Regions from separate parts of the Mus musculus genome. Here all the other regions are linked to region 1. Evidence: chromatin loops called from intact Hi-C (ENCODE). Cell type or tissue: left cerebral cortex. All regions are shown on one strand. Links, peaks and the distances in the headings refer to the core of each region. The heading gives the core; the rest is flanking DNA.

The links. A loop is a pair of places that touch in the nucleus more often than their neighbours do. Peaks named below come from ENCODE experiments on the same cell type or tissue, not always from the same donor. Only the 100,000 strongest peaks of a DNase experiment are listed, where the experiment ranks them.
Region 2: a loop joins it to region 1, with 4 times the contacts of the local background. A loop is called at or near these places in 9 of 42 quality-filtered maps.
Region 3: a loop joins it to region 1, with 4 times the contacts of the local background. A loop is called at or near these places in 7 of 42 quality-filtered maps.
Region 4: it touches region 1 in a loop (4-fold over the local background); 6 of 42 quality-filtered maps call a loop at or near these places.

The regions. Positions count from the first base shown.
Region 1 is chr5:86,817,271-86,825,146 of GRCm38, reverse strand. Ythdc1 (YTH domain containing 1) reads right to left here. Exons shown (of 17, transcript NM_001347375.1): 4 at 7,814-7,876; 5 at 4,972-5,061; 6 at 4,461-4,514; 7 at 3,801-3,895; 8 at 2,443-2,551; 9 at 2,239-2,356. Among named protein-coding and RNA genes, the nearest start is that of Ythdc1, 17 kb to the right of the region's middle. In left cerebral cortex, for the core only: no CTCF peak of the experiment used is centred there; a DNase peak (open chromatin) is centred at 4,620.
Region 2 is chr5:86,152,041-86,159,916 of GRCm38, reverse strand. Uba6 (ubiquitin-like modifier activating enzyme 6) reads left to right here. Exons shown (of 33, transcript NM_172712.2): 6 at 602-713; 7 at 5,483-5,563; 8 at 6,969-7,091; 9 at 7,227-7,350. Among named protein-coding and RNA genes, the nearest start is that of Uba6, 17 kb to the left of the region's middle. In left cerebral cortex, for the core only: no CTCF peak of the experiment used is centred there; no DNase peak of the experiment used is centred there.
Region 3 is chr5:86,141,017-86,148,892 of GRCm38, reverse strand. It overlaps Uba6 (ubiquitin-like modifier activating enzyme 6), which reads left to right. Exons shown (of 33, transcript NM_172712.2): 11 at 1-24; 12 at 1,012-1,088; 13 at 1,752-1,818; 14 at 4,415-4,558; 15 at 6,421-6,488; 16 at 7,267-7,345. Among named protein-coding and RNA genes, the nearest start is that of Uba6, 28 kb to the left of the region's middle. In left cerebral cortex, for the core only: no CTCF peak of the experiment used is centred there; no DNase peak of the experiment used is centred there.
Region 4 is chr5:86,161,109-86,168,984 of GRCm38, reverse strand. It overlaps Uba6 (ubiquitin-like modifier activating enzyme 6), which reads left to right. Exons shown (of 33, transcript NM_172712.2): 3 at 4,194-4,288; 4 at 4,878-4,906. Among named protein-coding and RNA genes, the nearest start is that of Uba6, 7.7 kb to the left of the region's middle. In left cerebral cortex, for the core only: no CTCF peak of the experiment used is centred there; no DNase peak of the experiment used is centred there.

The DNA.
Region 1 (7,876 bases), core at 3,406-5,905:
GCAGGTTAGTAAGTAAGATAGCTAATTAGTGAGTCAATGTAAAAAAAATTTACTTAAAAAATTATTAACCAATAAAACTGATCTTATAAAATGAAGAAATGTATCAATCTGAGACTATAAAGATCAACACAGGTAACATTCTAACATTGAAGCCACTGTATTTGTTTCTTTTTCCCAAAAGGTATCATCAAATAGTTCACAATGATAAGCCATGTTTTCTTTGGCCTTTACAATTATAAACCTGGAATTAAAAAACAATAAAAACCATTTTTACCCATATCAACTAAAACAATAACCTGTCATCTCACTTTCACAGTATTTATTCTGTACATGCATGTGTGTGTATGAGGTCAGCTCTCTCTCCCTCCACTGTTAAGGCACTGGGGTTCAAACTAGGTCCTCAGGTTTCATTGCCTGTATCTTTTTACCTGTTGAACCATGTCACAAATTTTATTAAGTTTCCATTATCACTTAATAATTTTCTAAATAACTATACACATGTAAACCAGGAAGGAAGAAGAAAAAAAGTTCAATGCACTGTAATTATAATTTTTAATTTATTCTGCTTCTACATGTTATAGCATGGACATTTATTTTTGCAAAATACTGTAAGAAACAAAACATACTTTACTTAACCAATTTTGTATTTATCTAACAATTTAGATGCCTTTCAACTTTTGCTATAGAAAATAAGTGTAAAATCATACATAGGCTGGAGAGATGTCCCAGTGTTAAAGAGATATTTTGAGTTCAGTTCCCAGCACCCACAGTAGCCAGTGCCCAGCTGGCTCAACTCCAGCTCCAGGTAAACTGATGTTCTTCTATACTCTGTGGGCACCTGCACTCACATGTACACAGACACACATACATAAAATAATTTTAAAAAGTGAACAATCTGATGTATAATGCAACGCATGTCTCTAATCCCACTCTTTAGGACACAGAGGCAGAGGAATCTTTGCTAGTCTCAAGCCCCGCCTGGTCTATACACTGAGTCCCAGGGTCAGCCAGTGCTACAGAGAGACCCTATCTTAAAATAACAAAACAAAAACAAGCAAACAAAAAAAAATCTTTCAAACAAAAACTAAAATTTTAAAAGGTCTGCAGAGTTTTGGGCTTCTCTATTAAAATTCACATACAGTGCTTCACTTAGTTGTGGGAAGTCTGGCTGGGCCACATCACCACTCATCAACCTTTGACTCTTCACATCACTCTTCACTCATACAACCGCATGGAGCATTTCCATCCTCCTCCACTTTCATCAACAGAAAGAACAGTATTTACCCGTCTCATCTGTCTCCTCAGTCTTGACTTAATATAAAGTTTAGCCTGGCTTGTAATTCAGTGATATTTGTGCTTCAGCCCTTTGTGTTGGTATTACTGACCTGTGTCCCCACACTTCATTTCTTATTTGTAACATATACTTCTAATTCCTTTGAATTCTAACAAAGTCAACTCATCAATGAAATTCATATATTTAATGTCACATGTAACATTATTTAATGTCACATGTAACTTGCTGAATTAGCCTTTTCTGTACAATGATTTGGTATCACCATAAAGTTTTTTATGTAACTCATGTTACATAGTTAACTCATGTTATAAAAATTACACCAATTTCTCTAATAAACATAATTAAGTCTTAATCCTTTTTAAGATACCAGAAAGCAGGTTAAACATGTACTGCTTATGTCCGTAAAAATACAAACTGGGGCCAAAGAGATGGCCCAGTGGTTAAGAACACCAACGGCTCTCCCAGAGATCCTGAGTTCAATTCCCAGCAACCACAAGGTGGCTCACGATCATTTGTAATGGGATTACAAATGTAAAACACTGACCACATACTCACATACATAAGATAAGTAAATCTTTAAAAAAAAAAAAAAAAACTTAAAAATTGTGCGGCAATAAATAGCCCCAAAATTGTTAAGACAACTAAAAGAGTAATTGTTTTGCAATGAAATAAATATATCAGATCTTAACAACTGCTAGGAAAACTTTATTTTTCCTTAACATTCAATATGAGTTTATTAAGGCAGTGAACAGGTAAAAAAAATTAAATAAATAAACATTGTTTTTAAGTTTAACACACCAATGTCATCAATATAGTAAGTCTAAGAATAAAGAATCCCATCACCCCCAAAAGGGCAGCAGAAACTAAATAAATTAATCAAATTACTACAGAATTTTAACATTATTCCCAACCCGTTGCCCTTTCTCTGTATTGATTTAATTTACCTGCAAATCCAGTCTATTTTAAAAACACCTCCAAGCATTTTAGCACTCATTCCTGCTGGAAGCACCCAGTGTATAGGAGATCCGCCATGGTGTGATTCTGAAGACAATCTGGCAAAACCTAGGGGACCACAGTATCACATTTGTCACTGTCACTGCAATTGTTATTTTCATATACCCAAAGTAACAAATTACTTTTATCCTTACCTTGAAATTTTCCACTTTCTCTGACAGAAAATATTAATATAACACTCCTTGCAGATCTAAATGCAAGATTTAATTTCTTCTCATTTACAGGCAATGTGGACCATACACCCTACAGAAATAATGCAAAGATCACAAATTAAAATCAAGTACTATAGTGATAAAAAAAGTAAAAGTTACTATGTTGGTATTTGAAATTTTAAAAAAACTTAACAGAAAAATCTCATTTGTTAACTGGGAATTAGTTATCTGATAAAATATGAAAAGATTAACAACTTTATAAAATCTAAAAAAGTGGATTGTCAGGCAAATCTTATGAACTTGAATTCTTTATCAATCACTGCAATTACTCTAAAATTAAAATCAATTTTTATGGTAGGTATGTGTTACTGAACAGTGAGTGCATCACCACTTCTGTCTTCCTAAATAGGTGTGCTTAATCACATAATGTAAAATGGTTTCGCAGCAATAAAACCATAAGTGAAAATGCTAAAAATTCTAGTTTTTCATAAGTTCAAATTTTTTATGTAACTAAAAGATTTTTTTAACTAGAGCTGACACATAGTTATTTAAGCTATTTAGACTCCTACAGTAGTTCTAACCAATTTATATTTTAAAAGAAAGAGTAAAAAGGAAAGAGAGAGAGAGAAAGAGAGAGGAAGAAGTTAAAAAAAGCCAAAGAGAAAGATTAAGACAACGAAGCTCTCATTTCTTTGGAGCAAGTCTCTTCATTCACATTTCAGCACTATTATTTCAGCTTAAAACCACTGTTAAAGAACAGTGTAACTGGCTGCTCATTGCTTTCTCCTTCTAAAGTTTTATGAGTAAGCATCAACCCAAATCAGAAATACTACCAACTGAAATACAGTTAGAAATGTGAACATTTTGATAACATCAGTTGAAAATGTTACTCAACTTAAGCTAAGAATTTTACGGTATTTTAAAAACTGATGTAAAACACAAAACATAAGTTTCTTATTTCTGTATCCTCCAGCAACTAACTAACAGTACCGGTAAAAATCTACAGTGGACCTTTACAGCTAGAGCCCCCTTCTTCCTAAACCCAGGTGACTGGATATAAATATAAATATATTAATAGCTGGATATAAAAGAAATATTAACAGAAAAAAACATATATTATGGTATAAATTATATACTCTTCAACACTCCTGTGATTTCTAGTAAGATAGAAATGTAAATTCATACCACTACCAGGTTTCCTAACTTGCCACAGACCAGATCTGAATTGGCAACTAAGCAGAGTCAAAGCATCTTAGGCAGCTGGAGGTAGTTTTCATTGATCATTACGCCTCACTTAAGTTTTAGGATTAGGAATGTTTCAATGGGGCTGACGGTGATACCTTTGCTTTGGCAAGAGACACATTCTCATGGTTATTACTCTTTATGAGGAAAAATCTTGCATCCTGAAGGACATATTTGAGTTTACTGGTTTGATCTGGAAAAGAAAAAAATAATTCCATTTTCATTAACCATGGACTTTACTACACACAGGTGTGCCAACTATAGTAAATTAGCCCTCCAAACCCAGCTCAACTGCAAAATCTCAAGTCACCCAGTCAGCCTAGAAAGCTCAGGCACAACACAACAAAGCAAAGCTGAGGAGGGGCAGCACTGCAGGGCAGCCTCGCCCAGCGATGTTCCGATGTATCAGACCCATGCTCAAGTATGACAACGGCTTTAAGTTTTATAAACTTTTGAAGGGTTCATTCAAAGATTGATCATAGACTATTAATGCTGTCAAACATGTGTCCAAATGTGAATATATCAACATATCTAGAAAACAAAATACCGCAAGCTGTCTATAATTATTGTGAAAAATAGGCAATAGAAAGCAGATACAAAGCGTGGGAGATTTCTATTTAAGTTCTTAATGCTTTCTCCCGGAACACGATATATCGGAACATGACCACACTAAAACCAAGTACTAATGGAAAACCAATAAGGTAAAATAATGACTTTATGGAGCATGCAATGAAAACAATTTCAAATTTAAATGATACCTTTTCGGACAGCACGAACGGAAGATGATAATTTCTCATGCTTCTTTTCTGAACCTGTATTTAGCCAAAGTACATTTGTTCAGATTGAGCTTAATAGATGAAGACAAAATTTCTACAGTCTTGTCACATAAAATTCTCATTCCAGACAAATTCTTCCTGGCGCACCCACACACACAAAAATACTTCTCCATGTGTACGAGTGTTTGCTTTTTGGGTTGTTCGAATTTTTTTTTTTTTTTTTGATATTTGAACAGTTTCCCACTCAGAAAACTAGTCACTGAATCATCATCTTCCAAGAGAAAAAAAAATGTGAAAATTGAAAATTTCACTGAAGCAGTAACAGAACAGGATTAAAATAAGAAAAAGCTTAGTCTCCTCTAGAATTATTACACTGAACATGCCAAAATTCAGTACTAATGAACATCAACAATTCACACTAAACTACAACCTCCACACTTTCTAAAGCAAGTTCCAGTCAGTAATCTATGATCCTAAAGTCAAGTGGGATTACCTGCATATGACTCTGATGCAGAACTGCCACTTCTATCAAAGACAATGGGTGATATGCCTCGAGCTCTCTTCCTTTCCTTCTTTTTCTCATCTGAAACAAACAAAAGATCCAGACAAGGTATAAACTATCACAATACAAAAGAAGCTAGCATAGGAATTCAAAGGAGAACTTGTCCTAGTCTTGTTACCCAGCGCTTAAACAGTAATCATGTTTTTTCCCCTTCTCATTGCTCGAACTTCCTCAGTCTCACTTAAAAATTTATGTTTGACACTGTCACACATTTCAAGTAATAAAAACGCATGAATCAGAGAAGATATCAGGTACTTACTTAACTTACTTAACTTTTTTATGAAAAAAGCTTTCCACAACGGAGGGAAATTTGTAAAGCGAATATAATTTTCTTCAGTAAAACTTAGTATGTATTTTCAATGTACTCTGGAGTGCTACACTAAGTCCTGTGACTTGTGTAAATTACTTAAGTCTTATTGTGATGTATCTAAACATCAGAACACAAAAGATTCACACTAGAAAACACACACATATGAACATAACCAAATCTGGTTTCCCCACTTCTATGTCTTCAATTCTATTTTTTTACCATTTCTGCTCTAGATCACTCTTTTTGTTTACTTTAAAATTTACCGGGCTGGAGAGATGGCTCAGCGGTTAAGAGCACTGACTTCCAAGGTCCTTCCTGAGTTCAATTCCCAGCAACCACATGGTGGCTCACAGCCATCTGTAATGGGACCTGATGCCCTCTTCTGGTGTGTCTGAAGACAGCTACAGTATATTCATATACATAAATAAATCTTAAAAAAAAGTACCACTGAGGTCTTAATGGCAGTCCATGTCTTTACTTCTGAGAATGGGGGATCTTCAGCACACAGAAAAATCACGCTTAGTGTGGAACTTTATAAATACATATGAGGACTGAAACTGGATTCAGCCCCTTGCCATTGTAGCCATAAAATGATACACCCCTTGAACCTCTTTAGCTGGGAGATAAGATGTAATTTAAAAAGTATAAAATATGTATGTTTTTGTAAAAACAATGAAAATCTTAAAAAGACTTATCAATGGTCACACATACAGTACTCTTCTATATAAATTCAGTTAACTAAATTCTCCTCTCTCTTAATTCTTAAAGCACACTCAATGAAATTTACAAATAGGAAACCTTAACCAAAATAAATAAATAAAAACATGGAGGTGAGAGAAACAAAGTTATGCTAAAGTCATACATTTCCTCAATTGTAAGACACAATTTGAAAAGCCGGCCTTCAAGCTAAAGAATACAAGACTTGTCTTCTATTCTTCTTGAGTAAATGAAAAAGATACTTCTACAGCTTGTTTTGTTGTTGGTTTTTTTTTAAAACACTAATACTAGGATGTGCCCTAAAACAAGTGTTGCAGATTGCCCATGTTATTTAATGTATGAACCAAGGACATTCTGACATTTCTTGAGTAATGATACCAAAAACTTAAAGCCAGATGAGCACACTAGGACTAGCTAATCTTTTGGTGTTTTTGTTGTTGTTGTTGTTTTGTTTTAAAAAAAGAAAATTGTTAGTACACTGTTTTCAAAGCTTTCTTCCTTTATCATTTCAAGAGTAAAAACTTTACAAATTCGTTACAAAATACACCTTAGAGCATAATTCATCTTATAAACACAGAGATAATATGGTGGGAAGGGACCAGTGCAGGAGATTTTGCCCAACTAAATTTATACAGCAGAGCAAACCTGGCATTAGAAAATGAAATGGCAAAAAAATGCTGAGCATATTATATGAATAAATTCTATTTTTTAAGTACATGAAGGTTATGACTCAGAGATCAAAAGCATAATTAAACTCTCCTAGAAAACTAAAGCTTTTAGTCAACCAGTGAGTCATTTTATAAATTACTAAAAATTGTGAGAAAAAGGAAACTGGAGAAAGTGGAATCTAGAAAACGAGTGCATTGAAATTAATTGTGGTCCCTGGTATTTAAAACTAGCATACCCAAGTCAAAGTTCCACAGTAACCTCATTTTTCAGGCAATGTATACCAAGACACACACACACACACACACACACACACACACACACACCCCTAAGAAAAATAATCTGTGTATAAAAGGTATCTTAAATAGATACCACATAAGACATTTTCTGAATTCTAGATATCTCTTTTAAAACTATAGAAAGTATTGATTTATTGTAAAATGATAGGCCATCATTTCAATTTGAAATGCATTTGCTATAAAATCAAGATAGTATGAAGTAATCTAACTAGATTAACAGATTCATGTAAGAACTTACTAAAAACTATTTCAGGGCCTAATCATTTCAATAAAACCCATTACTTGGTTCAATACCCAAAACATAATAATTCCTGTACAAAAATTCCCTCTATTCTATGAGTAGTTTTACATATATTCAGAATAATTAAAGATTCTTCATATAAGCTATACTTTTTTTGTTTTATACAGACCAGATTGGTCTTAAATCCACAATCTTCCTGCCTTACCTTCTCAAGTACCTAAGCTATCTCAGTCAACTCATATGCATAGATCTCATATTTCAAGAAAAAGACTGTATTGTTTTGTTTCTATGGCTACTTGATGGAAAACTAAGAGGCATTCTACCTTGGAAATGTCCTATAATAACTAGTGGGAAAAATACATGTAAGTATATAGCAAATGCATATGTAGCTGAATAAGTTCTTGTCAATGATGAAAATATTAAGAACTATAAAATTAAAGCCTGGAATACACTTTCATAGAAACAAAACTTGGACTCGCACAAATTTATACTAAATCATTTAACAGCCAGGAAATACACAAAATAAAAATAGAACAGTACCTGATCCATCTGTTCCTGACCCAGATCTGACAGATCCATCTGTGAAGGAAACAGACTCGGAAC
Region 2 (7,876 bases), core at 3,449-5,948, 670 kb after region 1:
GAAACCCTGTCTCGGAAAACAACAACAAAGAAAACAACAAAAAACATTATTTAGCAAAGTAATGGGTTTCATTATGACATTTTGATACATATATACCATTATAGTTTGCTTTTATCCCCTTGCCCCTCACACTGACTTGTTTAGCCTCTTCTTTTTCTCTTCCTTCATTTAGATGTTCTCTTCCTTTATGACATACATGCATATGTGTTGTGTACACATATATACACACATATATATATATACACACATACCAGTGCTTTTTTTCTGTTGCCTTCCTTGCTTCGCCTATATACTCTTCATCCTCTCTGACAGTCTCTTTCTAGTCTCATGGGTAAAGGATATCTGTAGTATTGCTGTCATTAGGAGACTTTGAAAGCTTAGAGATTAGAAGCAAGCGGGTATATGTGAAGATTGTTAAGCGTGCTATAAAGAATGTAGTAGTGTGTCATAAGATGGTATTAATTTAGAAAACACAAATTTAAGTCTGTGCTTACCTACAGTATACTTAGTTTTCATTAAAATTTCATATGTTAGGTCCTTCTTATGTTCAGTGTCTAACATTGAGACCGAAAATAATAAATGGAAAATTATATTTTTCTAGGGCTGAAGCTGTACTTCATCGTATTGCAGAACTAAATCCATATGTTCAGGTCTCATCATCCTCTGCCCCTCTTGATGAAACCACAGACCTCTCTTTCTTAGAAAAATATCAGGTTAGTATTTTGTATTAGTTGTTATTGATACATTCCAAAGAAATTATATGATATAACTGATATAACCAAATACATTGAGGAGCAGAACAAAAGACATCAGGTTAAAGTAATACCTATTAAGTGCTCCATTTGAGAAAAAGTTCTAAGAACTCGTTGACGTAAGAAAGGTATTTAGCAGTAATATGCTGTTGAAACTCAATGGTTTTTAACAATATGCATTTACTTGTTCTGGTTATATCTTTTAAAAGTTAATATTTAGTTGATAAACTGTGGCTTAATAAGCGTTAGAGAGTTGAAAAATAAATATGAGTAAATTACAGCGTAGAACACAGAAATCAGGAAAAGTTTGAGTAAAAAATTAAAAGAAAATTTAGCTTATATGAAAAAGTTTACTTTATGACATTGCTGTTTCTAGAAATAGTAAAACTGAGTGTCACCCAGGAGAGATGCCTCTGTGCCTCTGTGGGTAAATTATTTGCTATCCAAGCAAAAGAACTGAGTTCAGATCTGCAACACCCATGCTGAGCCCCATCGCTTCCTAGACATCCACCCTAGCTAATTAATGAGTCTGAGACTGTCTCAAAGAGTATAGTAGAAAGTGATAGAGGAAAACTCCAGATGGTGCCTCTGGCTTATACAAACATACTTAAAGTTTACACATGCATGTACTGCACATAAGAAAACGATGTCAGAAGTTTTGACTGAAAAAATTTCCAGTACCTGATGAACACAAGTCTTTAGATTAAAAAGTGCTAGAGCTAGTACTAGGCCTTATATAATTTATACTCTTAATATAATACCTTGTTGTGTTTCATAAATACTGACAGAAAACACTAAGGGATAGGCCATAAAATTGATCTATCAGAAACACAAATTTTAACACAAATAGGAACCCAAGAAAAACGTCAATTCCAAAAGTAAAAAAGTACTTTCTAGTGTCCAATGTCAAAGAAAACTTAGTAATGAAGTATCTGATAAAGGAAAGCAGTGGTTATAAAGAACCTCTAGGAATATTTGAAGAAATTAAAGAAAACAATACATAAGAAATTAAAAAAAAACCTTGGAAAAATAGTAGGAAGAAAGAGCTAAACAAATGAGACAAATATAGTTGACAGTTTCTAACGGTGGACTAAGATCAAGGGAGAGAGACTGTCTAAGCTTAGAAGCAGGCCTTTTGAAATAAAAAAGTAAGAAATGAAAAGGGCTTTGAAGATCATTGACAACCCAGTAAACAAACATTTCCCTTTTGGGATGCCTAAGAAAAGAAAAGAAAAAAAAAAAAAAAAAAAAACGATTCAAAGAAGTTCTACCTGCAAGCCTCTGTAATCTTGGGATCCATAGTTAAGGGGATTATGACCATGCAGAATTCTGTCCCTGTTATATTGTAGTAAGATTGCCAGAAACAGAAGGCAGGTGGCAATAAAACTCAGTTTTACAGTAATTGTGTGACATGTACAAGTCCCACTGTTGAGTTCCTGATCTCATGCCTTTCTCATTTACAAGTATATGTAATCTTTCCATTAGACTTACCGTAGTTTGCTCAATATCATTCCATTTCAGAAGATAGTAATTCAGCAAGCTTTATATATACTTGGATATATATAACCTATCCTTCCAAGATGAAAAAGACATTTTCATGATACAGCAGAAAAAATGAAGGAATTGATTACTACCAGACCAGCCTGTCAAAAGATGCTCAAGGGAGTCCACATCCAGAAGAAAAAGAGCCATACCTACTGTTGTGTATACATGAAAGTACCCCACTTGGAAAGAAGACACAGAAAGGGAAAATGCAGAGCCAAGCCACATAGAGGAGCAGTTCACATTCTAAGATGCCCTCATTTAACAGCCAGCAAACTGTTCAACAGAAACTTTAACAAGAGGGGATGGAATGACATTTTTTTTTCATTCCATGAAGAAAGGCAAACTCAAACAAATGATATTCAAAACAAATAGAAAAAAATGGACATTCTTATATTATCTATATTAATTTTAAGTGTAAGTGGACTATATTCCCCAGTTAGATGATGCAAATGGACTGAATCTAAAACAAGATTCAACAGTGTAGTGTCTATCAGAACTCCATTAGTAGTGAGCACACAGAGACTGAAAGTGTTAAAAAAAAATGGAAAAAAGGTATTCCAAGCCTGAGAAGATAGTTTACCTAAGTTTGTTTTCTCTGAAAGCATGAGGGAGCACTCAGATAAAAAACAGGTCATGGCTTTGCCAGCACTGGGGTGGGACTATGACAGGTGGATTCTGAGAGCTAGCCTAGCTATCCCAGCCATCCTAGCAGAAATGTGCTAGGATATTTCTTGCTCAAGAAGAGGCCATGATTCAGGGCAATATGGCAATCCTCTTAGAATAGGAAAGAAGAGCTGGAGAGATGGCTCAGTGGTCAAGAGCACTGACTGCTCTTCTGAAGTTCCTGAGTTCAAATCTCAGGAACCACATGATGGCTCACGACCATCTGTAATCAGGAACCACATGATGGCTCACGACCATCTGTAATGAGATCTGACATCCTCTTCTGGGGTGTCTGAAGACAGCTACAGTGTACTTACATAGAATAAGTAAATAAAAAAAAAAGAATAGGAAAGAAACCCCCAAAGTCCTTCTCTGCATGTCAAGTGTGTGTGTGTATACAAAAAGAGATTCCATGCAACTGTAAACCAAAAGTGAGCAGGAGTGGGTATTCTTACACAGAATAGATGTAAAAACAAAAACAAAACTGTAAAACAGCAAGTCATTTAATCAGGAATCAATTCAATATCTGACAACAAGCATTAGCTCTAAAGGAGAAGTAGGATCCAGGACAGTGTTAGGACTTCCAGTATCATCATTGTACAGATCTTCAGACACAACAAACAGCAAGCTGGTTGTGGTAACACACTCCCAGTATTTGAGAGGCCAAGAAAGAAAAAAAGAAAGAAGGATTGTCATAGCTTAAAAACATGCTGAGTTATCCTGAGTTCAAGGCCAACTATAATGATACCCTTTCTCAATTCTCTCCCATACAAAAATGCAACATTGAAGTACTATAGCTAATATACTGAGCAGCATGTATAGAATATACGTCCTCAGCACATGAAACGCTCCTTAAAATATACCATGTATTAGGACATTAAAAATAAATCTTGAGACATTCACAAAAATTACAGAAGTGAAGACTAGGAATGTAGCGTAGTCAATAGATTGCTTATGCACAAAGCTTTTGAGTTTAATTGCCAGCATTAAATAAATGTGGGACATGCCTAAAGCCTTGCCACTCTAAACATGGAGGCAGGAGGACCAGAAATTCAGTGTCATCTTTAGCAACACAAAGTTCATGGCTACTCTGTACTGCATGAGACCCTGTCTCAAAGAAAAAAATATTGTGTCCTGTCTGACCACTATGTAATAAAATGAAGAATAACAAAATAAACTTCAAAAATCTTACCCACTCAAACTAGAAAGCTATTATTTTAAAAAAAAATCATTCTGGCAAGAATCTACCACAAAAGGGAATTTTTTTAATTAAAAAAAAAAACAAAAAAACATAGTTATCATACTTCTAGGTATATAACCAATCTGAATGAAATCAGCTTGCCATAGAGGCACATGCCCATGCTCCCTGCAGCACTGTTCACCTTAAACATATGTAAGCAAACGTAAATGCCCTTCCTTCAGTATGTTCATAAAGAAAACTTGGTTTATGAGTATGTGTGTGTCTGTCCGTTTGTCTTTACTCATAAAAACATGCCGGTGTGGGGAAAAGTGTAAAAGAATGTCTAGCTTTACCAGTATATAGTATGTGCATATATTGATGTATAACACAGCTTACTAATATATACAATTGACATGATGAAGCTTTAGGGCATGGGCATTATCTTAGGTTCCTTTTTTACTACCACCAATTCTGCTCTTCTCCCAACCAGTGCAGTACAGAGGTCTTAGTAGATGCCTCCTTGAGTATTGGGTAGTGGGTAGCTTTAAAGGGAAACATTGAGCTAGAGAACCTGCTGTTTGGCAGTAAGTCTTTTATCATGAAGGAGATATTACCTCCTGCCTCAGGTTTTAAAAAGGAAGAGTGATCAGGACATTCTTGGCATACCTCATAAGAGTACAAACACTGAGGAAAGCATAGAACTGAGAACCTATTGGTTTTGATGTTTGATAGGCAAATGGCTTTAAGAAATTATTTGACCTCTATCAGTATAATCTATATCAAAATCTTGTTTTCACACCTACTTTTATCACAGTGTTAATAAAAAATAAGTACTGAAAATTATCTGCAATCTTAAATAATATTGTGATTTTACTAATATTATTGTAAATAAAGGTTTATTTTGTAAATCTATTGAATACAGAAATTAGAGAGTTATGACCAATATCCTTGAAAATTGTAATTGATACTCTTGAAGCTTGTCTGAAAGTAATGTTTTGTTAGCTAGATTAGTGATTATAGGACAGCGACAGATAAGTCTCCAGCCCTCTATTGGAAGACTACAAAACAACATAGGGTGTAAGGTTTGCTTCTAATTGTGAGTTCTTTAGAGTAAAGGAATTTATTTTATGTAAGCATATGCTCTTTCTATATTTTTATTTTGGTTTTGCCACTTTGTACTTCTATATATAATTAATTCTAGGCCAGAATTCAATATAGGATAGTAACTTTTGTGAAGATAACTATGATTCTTTGGTAGAATTTGAATGTATATGTTTCCTATTGAGAAGGTATATTATAAAAGTTATTGTGTACTTTCTGATCTTTATTTTATTCTCAACAGTGTGTAGTATTGACTGAAATAAAACTGACATTACAAAAGAAGATCAACAATTTTTGCCATTCTCATTGCCCTCCAATTAAGGTAATATATATAATTTAATAATTATAATATTAATATTCAGCTAACTAAAGGAAGAACATTTTTCATATTCCAGTTTATAGCTTTTCACTAAGTTACATAAAGGGCTTTGTGTGTATAGTCACACTAAGATGATTTTTTAAAATAAACTTTTATCTTTAAAGACTTGTAGATAAGCAGGCATAGAGGTGCACTAAGGAGTCAGGAGCAAGGCTGGTAGACACCTGCGCATTTCAAGGCCAGCCCAGGCTACACATCAAGTTCCAAGTTAGGTAGTGAGACTCTAACCAAAAAAGTACAACAAAGAAACAATTTATAACTACACACCCACACACAAAACACACCCCCAAATTAAGAAGACTCAGCTATGTAAGTCTCAGTCTACACAGAATAATCATTCTGATTCTTCTACACAAAACAGTCACTCTAAAGTTATAAAGTTCCGTGTTTCATTTTACCTTCTGACGATGGAATGTGTTCTCCACCACCTAGAACAATATCCCAGGCAGTTCAAACTGGAACAAGGAGCTTTGTTTTTGTCTTTCATACTTTGTCTACTGCCTGCATTTAGTCTTTTCTCATGATCTAATACTGATTCTTTCTTGTTCTCTTTTGTACATGTTTATACTGTCCTACTGATACTTTTATTTGCGTATATTCGTATATTATTGGCTAGATTCTTTATATCAGGAATATATAGGGAGAACGTTTGAATTTTCCTCCAGAGAATGTACAACCTTAATGATACATTTTAAGTGGATCCGTTGTGATGCAAATTATGTGACTGTTTTTCTTTAAAGCTGAATAGACTTGTGATGCCTATAGAAAGAGCTTTAAGCACAAAAACATAATTTTTTACAGAATCTTGGGATAGAGACTGCCATTATAAAAATAATTTTTAATAGAGCATTTGTTACTGTATTAAAGAACCTCATGTGTACGTTTCTTGGCTTGGTTTGCACTTTGACGTCTGTGGCCTTCTTTCTGTAGACTACTCCCAGCTTAACGTCCTCTTCTAATTTCCACTAACTAGTGCTTTTGGTGAGTGTACACTCATTTCTGTTTCTGTAAAATAATAACTACTCATTCCTAGGCAATTAAACTAGGATAATTGTATCTTATGTGTTGAACTTAAAATTTATGACCAAGCCAGAATTTTTGTTATTGAAATGACAAGAGTATGTAATGGTGATACATTGAAGGTATTTTTAATTTCATTGTGTCAGAAACCCACTCACCAAATACCACATTTCTTAACCCCCAAACTAATTTATAAATGATTCATTCTGTACATGAATAATGTTACATTTCAGGGAATATACTTAATTCTAAATGAAGTCATGAATTGATGTAAGATAACTGAAGTGGTTTTTTTTCTATTCACATACATTTATTTTTGTCTTTTCAGTTCATTAGTGCAGATGTACATGGAATTTGGTCCAGGTTGTTTTGTGATTTTGGTGATGAATTTGAAGTTTCAGATACAACAGGAGAAGAACCAAAAGAAATTTTCATTTCAAACATAACGCAAGTATGATTATTTTAATACAATTTAGGAGTATAAGAATACTAATTTTTAATATTCATAGATGATTATTTGTAAAAACTTGTAAAAAAATAACAGAATATAAAAACTTGGTGGTCAATAACCTACTCTTATTTTTAGGCTAATCCAGGTATTGTCACTTGCCTTGAAAGTCATCCTCACAAGCTTGAGACAGGACAGTTCCTAACATTTCGAGAAATTCATGGAATGACAGGCTTAAATGGATCTGTACAACAGATAACTGGTAAGTTTACATGTTTTATTAATTTACTTTTAGTTATTTAGCCTATTTATAAACATATACTTCATTCGGTGTTTTGAACACATCGCCTCATATTGACTTGATTCACATCTCTGAGCTTCAAATCAGTATATTCAAGGGAGGACATACTGAACCGTGGTAATACTACAAGGAAGAAAGTGAAGTGTAGAAATACACTATGAGAAAATACAAGTTGAAATTTCAAATCTTTACACGAGTAAGAATACAGTTATGAAAAATTGTAGGTGAACAAAGATTCCTGCTTGAGCAACCTACTTTAGGGATGTAAGAAGTTGTGTAGGTTTTGGAGAATATATGATGATAATTCAAGTGTGAATGAGATGGCAGTGAAATAGTGAATGGAGATGATTGTTAAATCTATGTTGTGTTCACTGAATTGAATATTTAAGCAGGCAAGTTTGGAGTCTTTGTTTTTTCCCCTCTTTGCCTTGCTTCTAGAGGACTTACAGATTATTACTCAAGGGGATAGAGGATGCTAAAGTCAGAG
Region 3 (7,876 bases), core at 2,642-5,141, 680 kb after region 1:
ATTGCAGATTTTAGCAAACCTGAGGTAAATATTTACTTTGAAGGCTTGAAAGGGGCAATGGAGTGATGGATGGGATTTGGTAAATGATTCAAAACTTAAAATGGATTAACCATTGTTTCTAAAGGTTCTACTCTTAACCTCAATATTTAAAGTTCAAATCGAAGGATTTAAAATGAGAATTCATGCCACAAAATGGTAGAGGAGAATGAAGTTGTACTTTGGTGATTTGCTAGCTTTGATAATTAAGTAATTTTAGTAATATATATATATAGATGGGGCATTACTGTAAGATTTTTCTCAACTATGCAGTTCTATTGGACATTGGTTTATTTTATGTGCAGGGGAGGTAGCAGGTGAGCAGCAAGGAGATAATACAGCATCTGATTGGAGGTCAGAGGCTGGACTCCATCAGAGGTCATCAGGCTTGGTGGTAGGCCATTTCACTGGCCACAGAGTTTTATGTAGTACAGGGAGATACACCCTGAAGCTGTTATGTTCCACTTTATATTATTAGATATGATACCTTATCTTAACAGTAAATATATTATGATAAGAAATGAACAGTTTCCAAATTTATAAACACTAATTTAAAAAAACAGTTGTTTTTTTTTTATAAATGTTTTCTGGAGTGGTTCTGGTTTTGGATTTGGTTTCAGATTTTTGAGTCAGGGCGTATACATAGCCCAGGCTGACCTTGAAATCTGAGATCTACCTGCTTCCGAGTGCCGCCTCCTGGGTGCTGAGGCTAAAAGTGTCACCATGTCCAGTGGTACAAATGTTTATTATTGGCATTCAGCTGATATTTATTATGAATAACCTAGTAAACACTAATTATTTGGAAAATGCTTCTTAAAATACCTTTATTGTGTTGATGTCAAATCATTTAACTTTCCTAATGGTAATCATTATATTACACTCTATTATGAGGGTGAAATTAAATAATAGTTGGAAAACATTTACCCTAATCTATAGCACTTAACAAATGTTGGACAATATTTTTTTTCCAAATAGGCACCTTTAGAGATTCATCTCGCTATGCTTGCCTTGGACCAGTTTCAGGAGAACTATAACCGTAAGCCAAATATCAGGTAATGCTTTTGGTTCTAAAACTAATGCTGCTGCTGCTGCTGCTGCTGCTGCTGCTGCTGCTGCTGCTGCTGCTCCTTCTCCTTCTTCTTCTTCTCTTCTCCTCTTCTTCCTCCTCCTTTCCCCCCCCCTCTCTTTATGAAAACCATGTCTCAAAAATTATAGGTTGATAATAGAACTAACCTTTAATTACATTACTCACATAACTAGTAACATTATTACATTACTGGTAAATATGCTAAATTGCACAAATATGACATTTAAGGTGATTTATTATTGGTGGAAGTAGAAAGATCCATTTGTAAGAATGGAATCATACCACACGGGAATTTTTCATATTTAGAGACTTTAAAATCTATAGGTTTTAAAATCAGAACCTCTTCTAATTGGTGAACTGGCAATCTGTGATAATGTTTTCTAGCCTAAGTTAGAAATTGCAAGCTTCTTACCTTGTATGTTTAAATCTCAGTCTCATATGTTGTCTTAGATGACCATGATTTTGACGTAATGTCTTATGACTATAAGACAGCTAACTTTGAAGCTTAAAAAAACCTAAAAGTTAGATTAAACTTTGAAGTTAGATTAAAACACATTGTATTATATTTTGAATATAACCTTGGTGATAATTCCAAAAATTGAAGTTGTATTTTTGTTTCAAACTATAGATGTCAGCAGGATTCAGATGAACTATTGAAGCTAACAGTATCTATAAATGAAACCTTGGAAGAGAAGGTAAGTATCAATAAAATTATGGTTGGCTATGTATTTGTTTATAACATAAATACATATTAATATTTTCCTACATTTAGATCTTCCCTATGCTACCTACTGATTCTGTGGCATTAATAAAGAAGCTCTTTTGTTCTACTTTAGTTTATGTATCTATAAAATTAGATGAACTTAGCTTACAAGTTGTAAACATTAAGTAATTTTATTTCATAAAGTACTGATAATACCATGTGTCATTTAATAACTATTATTTGCTGCTTTTATTTTTATATTAGTGTTAGTATTGTTTTATGGATAAAACTACAAATACATCGATTTTTATATTGATAAATATTTTCATTTTTCTTGTGAGAATACTTAGAAATACATTGAAAATTCACATAATAGATGTAAAATATGGTGTTTAACTTACAAGAAATTGGCGCTTTTTTGAGACAGGCTCTCACTAAGTAGCCCTCTCTGGTCTAAAACTCAGCATATGAAGGCCAGCCCCAAATTCAGAGAGATCCACCTGTCTCAGCCTGCAGGGCTGCTGAGAGTAAAGGAGTAGTCACTGTGACTAACCTGTGTGCTTGCAAAGCAGCTTCACTATGTTGCATTTTTACAAGATCTATATCAGGTTCAGTAACAACAACCTCTTCAAAACTCTGTTTCCCTTCTCATTGTAACCACATTATTATTTGTGTGTATCACATGGATTTGAGCTGCATTTCACTAAAGTTACAGCTAATCTGAGCCTATGTTTTTATGTGCCTATTGACATTTGTACATTTCTTTGGTGGCTTTTCAAATCTTTGCTTATTTTTTAATTATTGGGGGCTCGATAGTTTATAGTTTTTATATAAGTCTTATTAAAATACATGCTTTATAAATAATCTTATACTTAATTTATTGGGTTTTTTCTCATAGTTTATATCATATATATGTCATATATATGATATATATATATATTTTTTTCCTTAAGCATTGTAGAATGTTGCAATGCTGAGTTAGATCCTGCCCAGGCCTTATGTATACTAGGCAGGCACCTACCACTGAGCTATATCCACAGCCATAAGCTTTTTTACTAACGCCTCAGAGTTCTGTGCTCTTCAGAGTGGATTATAATTTTGGCAGGGTTATAGTTTCTTTAAAAAATCTAGTAGAACTCATCAATAAAACTCTGATCCTGACTTTGTTTTGTTAGGATTCTTATCCCTTTTGTTTCATTCTGTTTGCTCATTGTATGTCCCATTTAGATGGGTTTTGTATTCTTTTGGTCCAGTTTTGATAGGTCATAGATGTCTAGAAAGTTATTCTTTTTTTCCCTAGATTTTCTTAGTTATTGGTTTATTTTTTTTTAGTAAGTATTTCCCATTCTTCTGCATTTCAGTGTTTTCTATCAAACACCTTTTTTGATCTTTTGATTTCCTTTTGGTTATTTTGACACTATGTTAATCTTTTATCCTTTCACAGAATTTTAGTTTCATTATTTTGGTTTCTACTTCATTAATTTCTGATCTGCATTACTTCTTGTACCACTTTATGTTTGTTCTTTGAGTTCAAACAAACTGGGTTGTCTTGCTGGACCATATTTCTTATGTTTATATAATATTCTTTGTTCACCTGTTAGGACATAACATCTTTTTTTTTTCTATCATATTTTTGTATGATAACCTTTGTGGGAATCCTCTTATTGAACTCTTAATCCTCATTGCTGCTCAAGGAGTGACCATAGTAGTGACAGTAACAATTTAAGAACAAACCAGATACAGAAAATTAAAAAAAAATAAATGTCAGTTGTAAATAGGAATTACACCTTTAATACTAGTAGACAAGAAATACTCTAGGAATTAGGGTAAATGAGTAAAGATGTAGAAATATTGAAAATTAAACAGTAAGAGGTGATAGAGAAAGGATACAAAGAAAGCACGATATGACAAGAAAATGGGAGATGCTATTACAGAAAATAACAGTGAAGAAATCCACAAAGCCACAGAAAGGCTGCTTGGTGTTTCTTCATTGCTGAGGAGTTGCAGGTTAGAACTGCTTTATTTTCCTCCCTCAAGCTTATCATTTTGCAATTTACTTGATGTTGGGGATAAGAAAGAGGGAAGCCAGGTGGTGGTGGTGCCCACCTTTAGTCCTAGTACCAGGGAGACAGAAATCTCTGATCTTGAGGCTAGCCTGGTTTACAGAGTGCCTTCCAGGACAGCCAAGGCTGTCTCCACAAAACAAACAAACAAACAAACAAACAAAAAACCACCAACAACAAAAAAACAAAAGAATAGCAACAAGAAACAAACCAACAAAAAAGAGGGTATTGAGTTGTTTTTCTCTCTGACACCAGATACTCTAAATAGCAATCTAGACCACAGTTAGAAAAGCAGAATTGAACAGAGACTAGTAAAAAGAAAACACTGCTTAAGGTAACATGCAAATTGGTATTTTATTATGAGATTAAGGTATTTTTATTTAGGAAGGAAATTTGGTAGTTTGGTTGGGTTTGTTTGTTTATTGGAAGTTAGATTCTAATGCTATTGATAACTTAGTTCCTGCAGTCTCAGGTACTGTCTGTGAGTACTGTTAGTATCATTGTTGTCTGTGGTTTGTGTTTTAGCCTGAAGTGAATGCTGACATTGTGCACTGGCTTTCGTGGACTGCCCAAGGCTTTTTACCACCACTCGCTGCTGCAGTTGGAGGTGTTGCTAGCCAAGAAGTCTTAAAAGCTGTGACGGGGAAGTTCTCGCCCTTGTGTCAATGGGTTAGTTCAGTATTTCCTATTTCTTTACATTTTAAGTGTTCCATAAAATCAATGAGTTGTTAATTATAGTGTGGTATAAATATATCTTTATATTTAGTATTATATACACTATTATGTATTATATATAATTATATATTAACTATAAAAGAAAAGGCAAATAATTATGTAATCAAAATTCAGAAATTTAATTCTTTAATTGAAGCTAACAGAAGCATATATTTTGTCTGTTGGGATATGACCCAATTGCTTTCTCAGATGTATTTCCTTACATGTACTTTAAAAATCACTGCTTCTGTTCTACAATTTTTCTCTAGTACTTTGGCTTAGTTACCATTTTGGGGTTCTCTGGGCTCTTGAACTAGTTCTGTAGAAAGTTTGCCATCACAAATTTTCAGGTTTAATTAATGCCTGATATTGCCTGAAGATAGAGAATATAGGAATGGTCTAAATTTGAGAGCTGTGTAAGATAAAAGCATCATAAGAATTAAAACATTTAAGCCGGGCATGGTGGCACATGCCTTTAATCCCAGCACTTGGGAGGCAGAGGCAGGCGGATTTCTGAGTTCAAGGCCAGCCTGGTCTACAGAGTGAGTTCCAGGACAGTCAGGGCTACACAGAGAAATCCTGTCTTGAAAAACAAAACAAAACAAAAAATAATTAAAATATTTGATTCTGTTACAAGAAGGAAAATAAGTGGCAGGAAGTCTGCGCATACTGCTTAAGTCCTTTCTGTTTGAGTTGATTTTGAATATAATACAGCACCTATACAATGCCATTTTTCTGCTGTTATTTAAAATAGATTACAAATTGATGGTGGAAGTTGGCATAGTTTTAACTATTAATATCATATGAAGTATACATTCTGTTATTAATATAGTAATGTTACAATGATATTATCATCTCATTTTGTTCAAATTTAAAACAAGTTACTTACTTAATTGAAAATATGCATGTATGAGCTAGTTTTGTGTCAACTAGACACAGGCTGGAGTTATCATAGAGAAAGGAGCTTCAGTTGAGGAAATGCCTCCATGAGATCCAACTCTAAGGCATTTTCTCAATTAGTGATCTAGGGTGGGAAGGCACATTGTGGGTGGTGCCATCTCTGGGCTGGTAGTCTTGGGTTCTATAAGAGAGCAGGCTGAGCAAGCCAGGGGAGGCAAGCCAGTAAAGAACATCCCTCCATGGCCTCTGCATCAGCTCCTGCTTCCTGACCCATTTGAGTTCCAGTCCTGACTTTCTTTGGTGATGAACAGTAATGTGGGAAGTGTAAGCTGAATAAACCCTTTCCTCCCCAATTTGCTTCTTGGTCATGATGTTTTGTGCAGGAATAGAAACCCTGACTAAAACAATGCATAAGACTTCTTTAATTATTACCGAGTTAAAGAAATTCTTTTCAGAACTAAAAATGTTGAAGCTGTCTTCCTGGATCTTGTCTTTTATAATTATATATGAGGTAAAAGATGACATAAAATATCTCCAGTAGGAAATACACTCTACATACTTTTTTTCAAGCTAATCATACTGTTTATTCAAATGTAACTAAAATTGAATGGGAACTCCAAAGTTTTTTTGTAGTTATGAACAGATTTTGAGGTAAAATTTCCTCTAAATATTAAAAAAAAATAATAAAATTATCCTTAGGATTGATAAGTGATATGAATTAAATTACATACCTTTAACAGTCCTTTTAGGTTTCTCAGTTTTAAGAATATATGTTATAACCATGATTTTTCTAATACTTTACATTGAATTGCCATTTTTATTATCTTCCACGATTATTAAATAACTATAAGAGAAAAGCTGCAGGGTTTTTTTAGTGACTTAAGTCTTAATCGTTATGTTTTTAATCTTGTCTTCAGTTGTACCTTGAAGCAGCAGATACTGTGGAATCCCTAGGCAATCCTGGGCATGAAGAGTTTCTCCCACGGTAAAGCTGAAACTTGGATTATTTTTTTCTTAGTATCTCTTTAAGAAGCAGAGATAGAACAATTTTGTGTAAGCATTCCTCTCTTAGGTGTCTTTCCTCCTGACATTTTACTTCTTGGTTTGTTACTTCTTTGCCTAGTGATTAAATATTGCAGTAGTACTATGTCTTTTTACCACTTTATATGTAGTGATACAGATTTTCGGCTTATATACATGAGAGTGGTTAGCATTCAAAAGCCATAATATTAATGAATAAGATTGCTATACATGATTTTTTTAAAAATAAGTCTCTTTCCATTTGAGGCCATAAATTCAAAATCAGTTAAAACTTTAGAGATTTCATTATCTCAGAAAACCACAGAACCCAGAGTTCTGCCTTCAGTGTAAATGAATTAATAACTCCAAATCCCTTCTGTAGATTCCTCTAAAAACTTTTTTTAAATATTATGATCTTTATAATTTTTTTCTTAAATACAATAGTCCCTCTTTATCTGCAGTTTAACTTTCTCAGATTTTAGTTGCATGTAAATTATCGAAAAGTACAAAAATGGAAAAGTACAGAAATAAACTATTGATAAATTTAAATTACATATACTTGGGTACAAAGTGATAACATCACACGCTGTCCTTCCTGGGATGGGAATCATCCTTCTGTCTGTCCATTAATCCTTTAGAAGCTCAGAAGTATATTCTGTTTTAAAGTACAATATTAAATTGTTACTAACAATAATCAATAGTATTTTTATATCTTTCTGTTTTCTTGGTAAATGTTTTTTCAGAGGAGATAGATATGATGCCATACGTGCCTGCATTGGAAATACATTGTGTCAGAAGCTACAAAATTTGAATATCTTCTTAGTAAGTGTGAATGAAGATGGGAATAAGTAACATGTTCAAAATGTTGTTGAATGTCAAGTTAATTTTTAAAGTCAACTTGATGTAAATGAGTAACTGATAAATCATACAATCTCCAGAGCTTAATATGTTTACTTCCTGGTCCTCCTACGTAAAACTTAGTCAATTTAGGATCTGAAGAGTATTCATTTCAAAATAAAGCATGAATGTAACAGCTTTCAACATTAAATGGTTTTCTAGAAGTACTTTAAAAACACATTTTTTGAAACTACATTTAAAAATGAGTAAATGTATTCTCTTTTTTTAAATATCTTAGTTTATTTTGAGAGAAAATTTTCACAAGAGCATAAATGTTGTTGGCTAGTCTTAAAAATACTACTTTTAGTAATCATAATTTTGTTTATTTGTTTTTGTTTTTCGAGACAGGGTTTCTCTGTAGCCCTGGCTGTCCTGAAACTTACTCTGTAGACCAGGCTGGCCTCAAACTCAGAAATCTGCCTGCCTCTGCCTCCCAAGTGCTGGGATTAAAGGAGT
Region 4 (7,876 bases), core at 3,002-5,501, 660 kb after region 1:
TTCCATACAAACTTGTATACTACAGCAGTATTCAAACATACATACACTAAAATATTTTTAGCAACCAACTTCAGGGAAATTAGTATGCTAGAGTAGAGTTTCCATATATTGGACACCTATATTGGGAAGATCTGGAAGGTTTATCTACCAATACTTTAAGAAACACGTTTACGAGGGGAGCATGAACGTCTATGAAGAGCTCTGTCAGGTCTCTACATGCCAAATGGTACAGTGGGAAATGCTGTCATTTGACTGGGAACTGGGTTGCAATGAGACCTGGGGGTGGAAGGGTCAGGATCCTGCAGGCAGCGTCTGACAGGGCTATACTCAGAGCGGTGAAGATGAAGCTTAAGCTCTAGTCAGTTATCTGGATTGATGGAGAAGCCAGTACATGAAAAAAATGTATGTTCAAGAAAGGTGCAGTCAGTACTTAGAGCCAACAAGAGAGAGACTAACTATGTAGTTCCAGCTGGTAAGGGCAGGGCTGGGTAACAATCATACCATGTGCAGCAGATGCCGGACAAAGATCCAGTGTTTTAGGGTGGCTTTGACTCTGTCCTTCCCTTCTCTATCTCAAATAGGTGAAAATGCTCACTATGCTAATTTATCTTAGAAGTATGTAACATTGTTTTTTATTTTTCAGCTCACAGCTAAGAGTTTGCTTTTCATCACAGAATATGCTGTGGACTTAGACTTTTGATACTAGTGTGATATTAGAACTGTTAAGACTGGAGGATGAGTCATAATGTTATGGTTTGAATATGAAATATCGACACACACTGAATGAAATGCTAGTTTCCCAGCTGATGGTGCTACTTGGGGAGGTTTCCTTCTTCTACCATAGCTCCAGGGATAAAACTCAAATCATCAGGCTTGTGCTGAGCACTTTACCTTCTGAAACATCTCCAGCCCTACTTCTTAGTTTTTACTTCATTGAGTGTAATTATCATTAGTTTTAAACTTTTATTTAACTACATAAACTATATAATTATATAACCACTAGTAATATACTATAATTATCAGAGTTTCATAAAACTATACATTAGTATGCTTATTCTATTGGAAAATTTGTGCTCTTATTGTCTTATATTTAGTTGTATGCATGTTATAAATTCACACTGTATCATTACTGTGATTTAAACAGTTAACTTTAAATTCTCCAGTTATTTAAAACAGGAGAATGGATCTAATTCCTATAGTTTCACAATGGTCCAAAGTAGAGTCTCAGGTAACCAGGACTGGCCATAAATTTATAGCTTAGGATGAACATGACTTCTGGATCCTTCCGACCCCTTCCTCCCAGGAGCTGGAATTATACCAGGCCCAGTTTATGCAGTGCTGGGGATTGAACTCAGGGCATTGTGCTTGCCAGGCAGGCATATTCTACCAACTGAGCCGCATTCTGTGTTGTTCCTATTTGATGACTCTTTGAACTTTTTTTTTATATGAGTATACTGTGGCTGTCTTGAGACACACCAGAAGAGGGCATCAGATCCCATTACAGATGGTTGTGAGCCACCATGTGGTTGCTGGGAATTGAACTCAGGACCTCTGGAAGAGCAGTCAGTCTTTTAACCACTGAGCCATCTTTCTTTGAACTCTTTAGAATTCAGCTTAAATTAACCTCATTTTGAAAGTGTTTGTTCCTAACTATATACAAGTCATCTTCTGCATTGCATAGTTTCTGGTACTTTTGTGTATTACTTATAGAATTGTTTGATTATTTGTCTCATAGTGAGTGGCATATCATAGTCATTTTGCTGAATATTTTATTTTTTTTTTTTACTATGTGACCTTTTATAGTACCCCTATGAAGTTCTTCCTATTTTTTCTCTGCACAGTGAATACATTAAAAACCTAAAATATTTTTTTAAAAGTTAGATATTTTCATGTTATATATATGCAGTGTTTTTATCTGCATGTGTATGTGCACCACATGCATGGCTGAAGCCTACAGAGGTCAGAAGAAGGCATAGATCCTTCTGGATTTGGAGTTACAGATGGAACCAAATCCAGGTTGTCTGTTAGAGTAGCAAATGCTCTTAACCATTTAGGCATTTTGCCAACCTCCTGGAATATTGGTATTAGTAAATAGTATTGACATGTAATGAAGATTATTGACATACATCCAGAAAATGTTTAGACTATTCAGAGGGAATGAAATCATTTTGTATTAGGAGTTACAGAATTGGATGTGTTAAGAGAGAAGATGCTTATTGTAATATAATCTTCAGAGAGATTAGATGAGTTCTATATAGCTTCAAGAAAGTGCACTTAGGACTGCTGTGTTAAAATATGAGAACATAGTGTTCTTTTAGCAAAGGTAGAAATTTTTAGTAGCTAGGACTTTCTCAAAGTAAACAACTAGGTGATTTCTTTTTCCTGGTCCTTTTCACTGCTTTATGGCATACACACTTAGTAGTGTCATTGGTATAAAAGGTCAGAAAAAATGAAAATCACTGAGTATTTACATTAATCCAAATGAGTAAATCTCATAAACGTGGATGAGTAAGATTGTTCAGTGGTTAAGAACTCGTACTGATCTTGCAGAAAGCTGAAACTCAGTTCCTTCCTAGCACCCATAGCAGGCAGCTCATGAACCTCTTGTAACTCCAGTTCTGGGGTGTCTGATACCCTCTTCTGGCCCCTGTGGTCACCCTTACAGCCCCCACATGTACGTATAAATAAATCCTGTTAATGTGGAAGAGGGAAATCTCAAGAGGTCCCAACCTTAGACAAATAACTAAAGGCAACTAAGGACTGCTGAGAGTGGGGGAAAATAGTGTAGCCAAGAAAGTGTCCTCCAGTTGGCTTCCTAATAACAAGCAGTCAGTCCTGAGCATATATATACATGAGTGTATACACATTATATAGACTGAACAGATTTTATGTATTTAGGAGTATATATTCATATACATGTGTGTGCATGTCTCTGTTCTCTCACAAATTCATAAGCTCTGGCATCTTACACACAAAGTATAGGGAGTCAGGGAGAAGAGATTGGAAGGAGAAAATGATATTTAATTAAAGTAAAAACTTTAAAGTGAAAAACCATAACCTCAGAGGAGAATCTCCAATGTAATTTTATTCAAAGAAACAAGATACATATTCAAAATGAGCTAATTCACATAAAGATGAAAACAGGCCAGACACACTCTTAACAGACGTAATGGGAGAAAATGTATAGTTTTTACTTCTAAAGTCTTATGTACTGATTGAAGATGAACTTTTTGGTTTTAGGCTGGGGATACAGCCCAGTTGATAGATTGTTCTCCTTCTCTGAGGTCATTCCTTAGCACTCCAAGTAAATAAACTTACCTACTCGCTAAAAGTTCTGGTTTAATCTTTTTTTTTTTTTTTTTTAAAGAACAAGGAAGGAAATGATAAAGATTCAAATTTTCATCTAACTAGGCAACACTTTCCATCTAACTAGGCAACACTTCTAGGCTTTTAAATACTAAAATATGTAAATTATTTTAATATACATTAAATATGTCAGTGCTTTAATTTCAGAAGTAAATATAACCAAAGGTTACTAAAACTATTTCTTGCTTACACCAAACTCTTACTTCTGACTCTCGTAAGAATTTACTGGAATTGTATTATCTACATAATTGCTACTGACTTGTCATTGAGCTGACCTTCTTTAATTTCCAGTGCATATTTTTTTTAAAACCTTGACCTGATCCTGCTTGATCTTCAGATGTATAACGTAACAAGATCCAACTAAGTGTGCTTTACCAGGTCTTCAATGCAAAATAGTACTCAAGAATTGCATGACCGATTCTCTTAAAAAAAAAAATGAAATTTCCCCTCCAAAATCCTGTTTGTTATCAGAATTTTAAATCAAAGATAGCAGAATCCCAGGCCTTTGGTGACCCCCTGGAATGATGAAATGAGAGTAACAGGAGGGAGTGGAACACTGAGAGTCTACCTAACATAATTGTATAAAGAGGACAGCTCCTGCTCAACTCTGCTCTGTTAGAATGTGGATTGTGGTGACAAATGACATCATATTTAAAGTATGTTAGTTAATTAGCTAGCAATTCAGTTGGTTAGCTGTAAATGCCGTATAACTTAGCTAAAACAATTCTGGATAGAATCGAGTGTTGTAGCTGTTAGTTAATGAAACTTTAAGGCATAATTTATTTGATGAAATAATGATTTTGTTTTTCATTGTGCTTTACATATAGTCGCCAGAGATATGTTCTTGGTGACACAGCAATGCAGAAGATGGCCAAGTCCTGTGTCTTCTTAAGTGGTATGGGTGGTCTTGGAGTGGAAATTGGTAAGCAGTATTTTTTTTCCTATAATTTCTATGATACTTTTGCGTAAGATAAAAAATATTACTCTTATTTTCTTTAAAGGAAATTAGCTTCCAAATATTGGTCAAATTTTTTAACAAAATATTTTGTAGCAGAGGTATGATCTTCCACCAAAAACAAAGCCAATACTTATTTGGTAACCTTAATAACTATTACATAGCATACCTTTGTTCTGTGTTTTGTTTTTTTAGTCAGGGTCTTACCATATATCCCTAGCTGTCTGAAACTCAATATGTATACCATGCTGGCCTTGAATTCAGAAAAATATCCATCTCTCTTTGTCTCCTTGGGATTAAAGGCATGTGCCACTAGACCTGGCTAAATGATGATTCTTACTTTATTATGGTTTCATAGTGTGTTCATTAAAACACTGAAAAATGAATAGATATCTTTTAACGCTTTGATTATGCAAAATTGTATCAGTTCGTATTTTCTAACTTTCTTAAACAAGTAAAAAAAGTTACAGTTACTCAGAAGTGTGATGAAACTCCATGAATCTGTTTGGTATGAATTTACAAAGCTAAGTTATTCTTTTTTCTTTTTCCTTTACAGCAAAGAATCTTGTTCTTGCAGGGATTAAGGTGAGTGTCTACCCTCAGAATGAAAAGTTGTTTATTGTGAACTGTTTCGTTTTTTGCTGAATTTCAGTGATCGTGTACTTTGTCTTGTTTTCTATTTTACATACCTGAATCATTAATGCTGTTGTTCTTTTTCTTAATTTATTGAAAATTTAAACATAAAAAGAGTCACCTAACACATTTTTTATTTCCTATCACACAGCTTAGGTTACCAACTCGGCATACATGTACGTTTTATATATTTGCTTCCCCGTCCCTGCTCTCTGCAACTGCTAAATTCTTTTCATAAGAACTCAAGCTGTTTTATCATTCTTAAATATTTTTAGTATATATCTTTAATATAACCACAACTTAGTACCATTTCAACACCTTAAATGTATTAGTTTTTTTATTACTATAAAATCATTTACTTCAAAATTTAACAGCATCATTTGTTATACCTAGTTTGCATGCGCAAAGATTTTAGCCTGTTCTTTGGTTACTATCTTTCACAAGACTGCAAACAGTATTTATAGGATCTGTAGTCATTTTGAGTGTAGTTTGTCAAATAATTTGTTTGCAAAGCTCACATTTGGTTGTAGCCAGCCAGGTTGTGGGACTTCAGACCTTGTTTCTTACTGGCTATGGACCAGAGGTTACTCTCAGTTTCTAGCCTGTTTCCATAGAGCTGCTGATAGTTGGACAGCTGGCTTCATCAAGCACTAAACGAGAGAAAGACAACACTAGCCCATAATCAAGCGGAGAGGGTTATCCAAAAGCCTAACTTTCAGAAGTATGGGGTGTTAGTGCCGCTGTGGAACCTTGCTAGCATAAGCACAAAATGCCCAGTTGAGAGTTCAGCTTTGTTTTGTTGACAAATCTATTTTAAAGTTTATTTTGTTCTAATCAGGAGCCAAGGAGAATCTGTATATTGTATCTTTTTCTTTTAATCTGTAGGTTTTCCTTCCCTAATTTTTTTTCACCCTAACAAAATTTATTTAATGAAAAAAGTAGCTATTTTATGACATTTATAGTGGCATGTGTCTGATTCCAGCTTTTCGAAGGCAGGAAGGAGAAAGACTTACAGGTGGAAGACCTAGCCTAGTGTACCTAGCGAGTTCCAGGCCAGCCAGGGCTACATAGCAAGGTCTATCTCCAACAAAATAGAAAGAATGGGAAAAAAATGTTGCATGTACTGTGTCTTATATTTTCCTATAAACCGGTAGTCCTAGCCAGAGTCAAAATGAGATTTGATTCCTTTAGCAAGACTATTTCACAGGAAGTATACTATGTCCTACCAGGAGACAATAATAACCTATTTTCTCTTCTTCATTATTACTTTAGCCATTAACCATCAGAATCTTAATTCATTACTTCCTTAATTATAGTTGTCATTTCCCCTTTGTTCATTAATTGTAATAGTATTTTAGAAATATTTTTCTCTTTATTGATTACCTGATTTCACTATAAAGTTTATAGACTGCATGTACAAAAGCAGGATAAATTCTGAATTTTTACCACCCCCCCAAAAGTCATCCTGACCATCCCTCAGCTGTGACTATTGAACTTTGATTACATATGTACCATGGTAAACTTGTGCATTTAAATATACTGTGTTGTGTTTTTGTTCATTGTATAGTCTATTTTTAATATAAAAATTGGTTCATCTTTCCAGTGGAATCTTTACGTTTCTGAGGTTTTGTGGCATAACACCTGGAGTCTTTGTCATTTTAAGTCTTGTTGAGGGATAAAGATGAAACGTTAGTCATCAGGAAGCACTGAATTGTATTCAGATTTAATACGTTTCTAATTCCCTTGTAGGAATGGATTACTTTTTTACTTTCCTTTTTTGTACATATTCTTTTATTGTAAAATTCATGTTTTTAATGACAGTCCATTTGCCCTGTATTATATTTTACTTATATGACGTGGTTTCAGAATACAATTTAAATATTACTAATTACTGAAAATTATATCTTTTTTTTTTTTTTTACAAAGCAATATGAATCACATCTCATTTTTCCAATTTTTAAATTGAAATTAAATAACAAATATGGAAAAAACACTTGAAAATTCCTTGGACACATTTGAAATTTTCCTATTACACATTTCAATCAATAGATATTTTCTACATATCTATGTTCTTTTTAACTATTTTAATATGCATTTTAGAAAATCATTTGAGAAAGACAGAGCTCTTTTTCAGAAAATGTCTTGCTATACATCTACTAGCCCCAGCTCACCTCAAACTTGTGATGTTCCTGTTTCTTTTTTTTTTTTTTTCAGATATGGATTTTATTTTTTTTTCCATTTTTTATTAGGTATTTAACTCATTTACATTTCCAATGCTATACCAAAAGTCCCCCATATCCACCCACCCCCACTCCCCTGCCCACCCACTCCCCCTTTTTGGCCCTGGTGTTCCCCTGTACTGGGGCATATAAAGTTTGCAAGTCCAATGGGCCTCTCTTTCCTGTGATGGCCGACTAGGCCATCGAAAATTATATCTTTTATCCTTTTCTAAAATCCCTTACTTTTGACTGATAGCTTTATAAAAAAAATCATATTCAATAACTCCTCCAGTCAATCGTGCCAACTACATAAAAGCAGTTTGGATTATTTCAGATTGGATTCTAAGTATCATTTAGTGTCACTTTTTAAATTCAATATTATTACTTTTTATGTTTATTTCATTCAACTTTAAGCATTAAATAAAAAATATTTTCAGGTTAGTCTGGTTTCTATACTCTTTTTCCCTCCTAAGACCATCCACTTTTAAATTTTATTTACTCATTTGTATTTAAATATAAGCAAATATATGTATGCATAAATATTCCATTCAACTTTATGTATGTGTCTCTTCCTGTGCTTCTTAAAGTGCCTTGCTTTTTATTGTTTAACATCCTGTCCCTACGATTACTGCATAGTGATAATTATTTGTTTTATTTTTTTAATAGTCATTTGAAGATAAAGTTGTGCACATGTATCACGTTG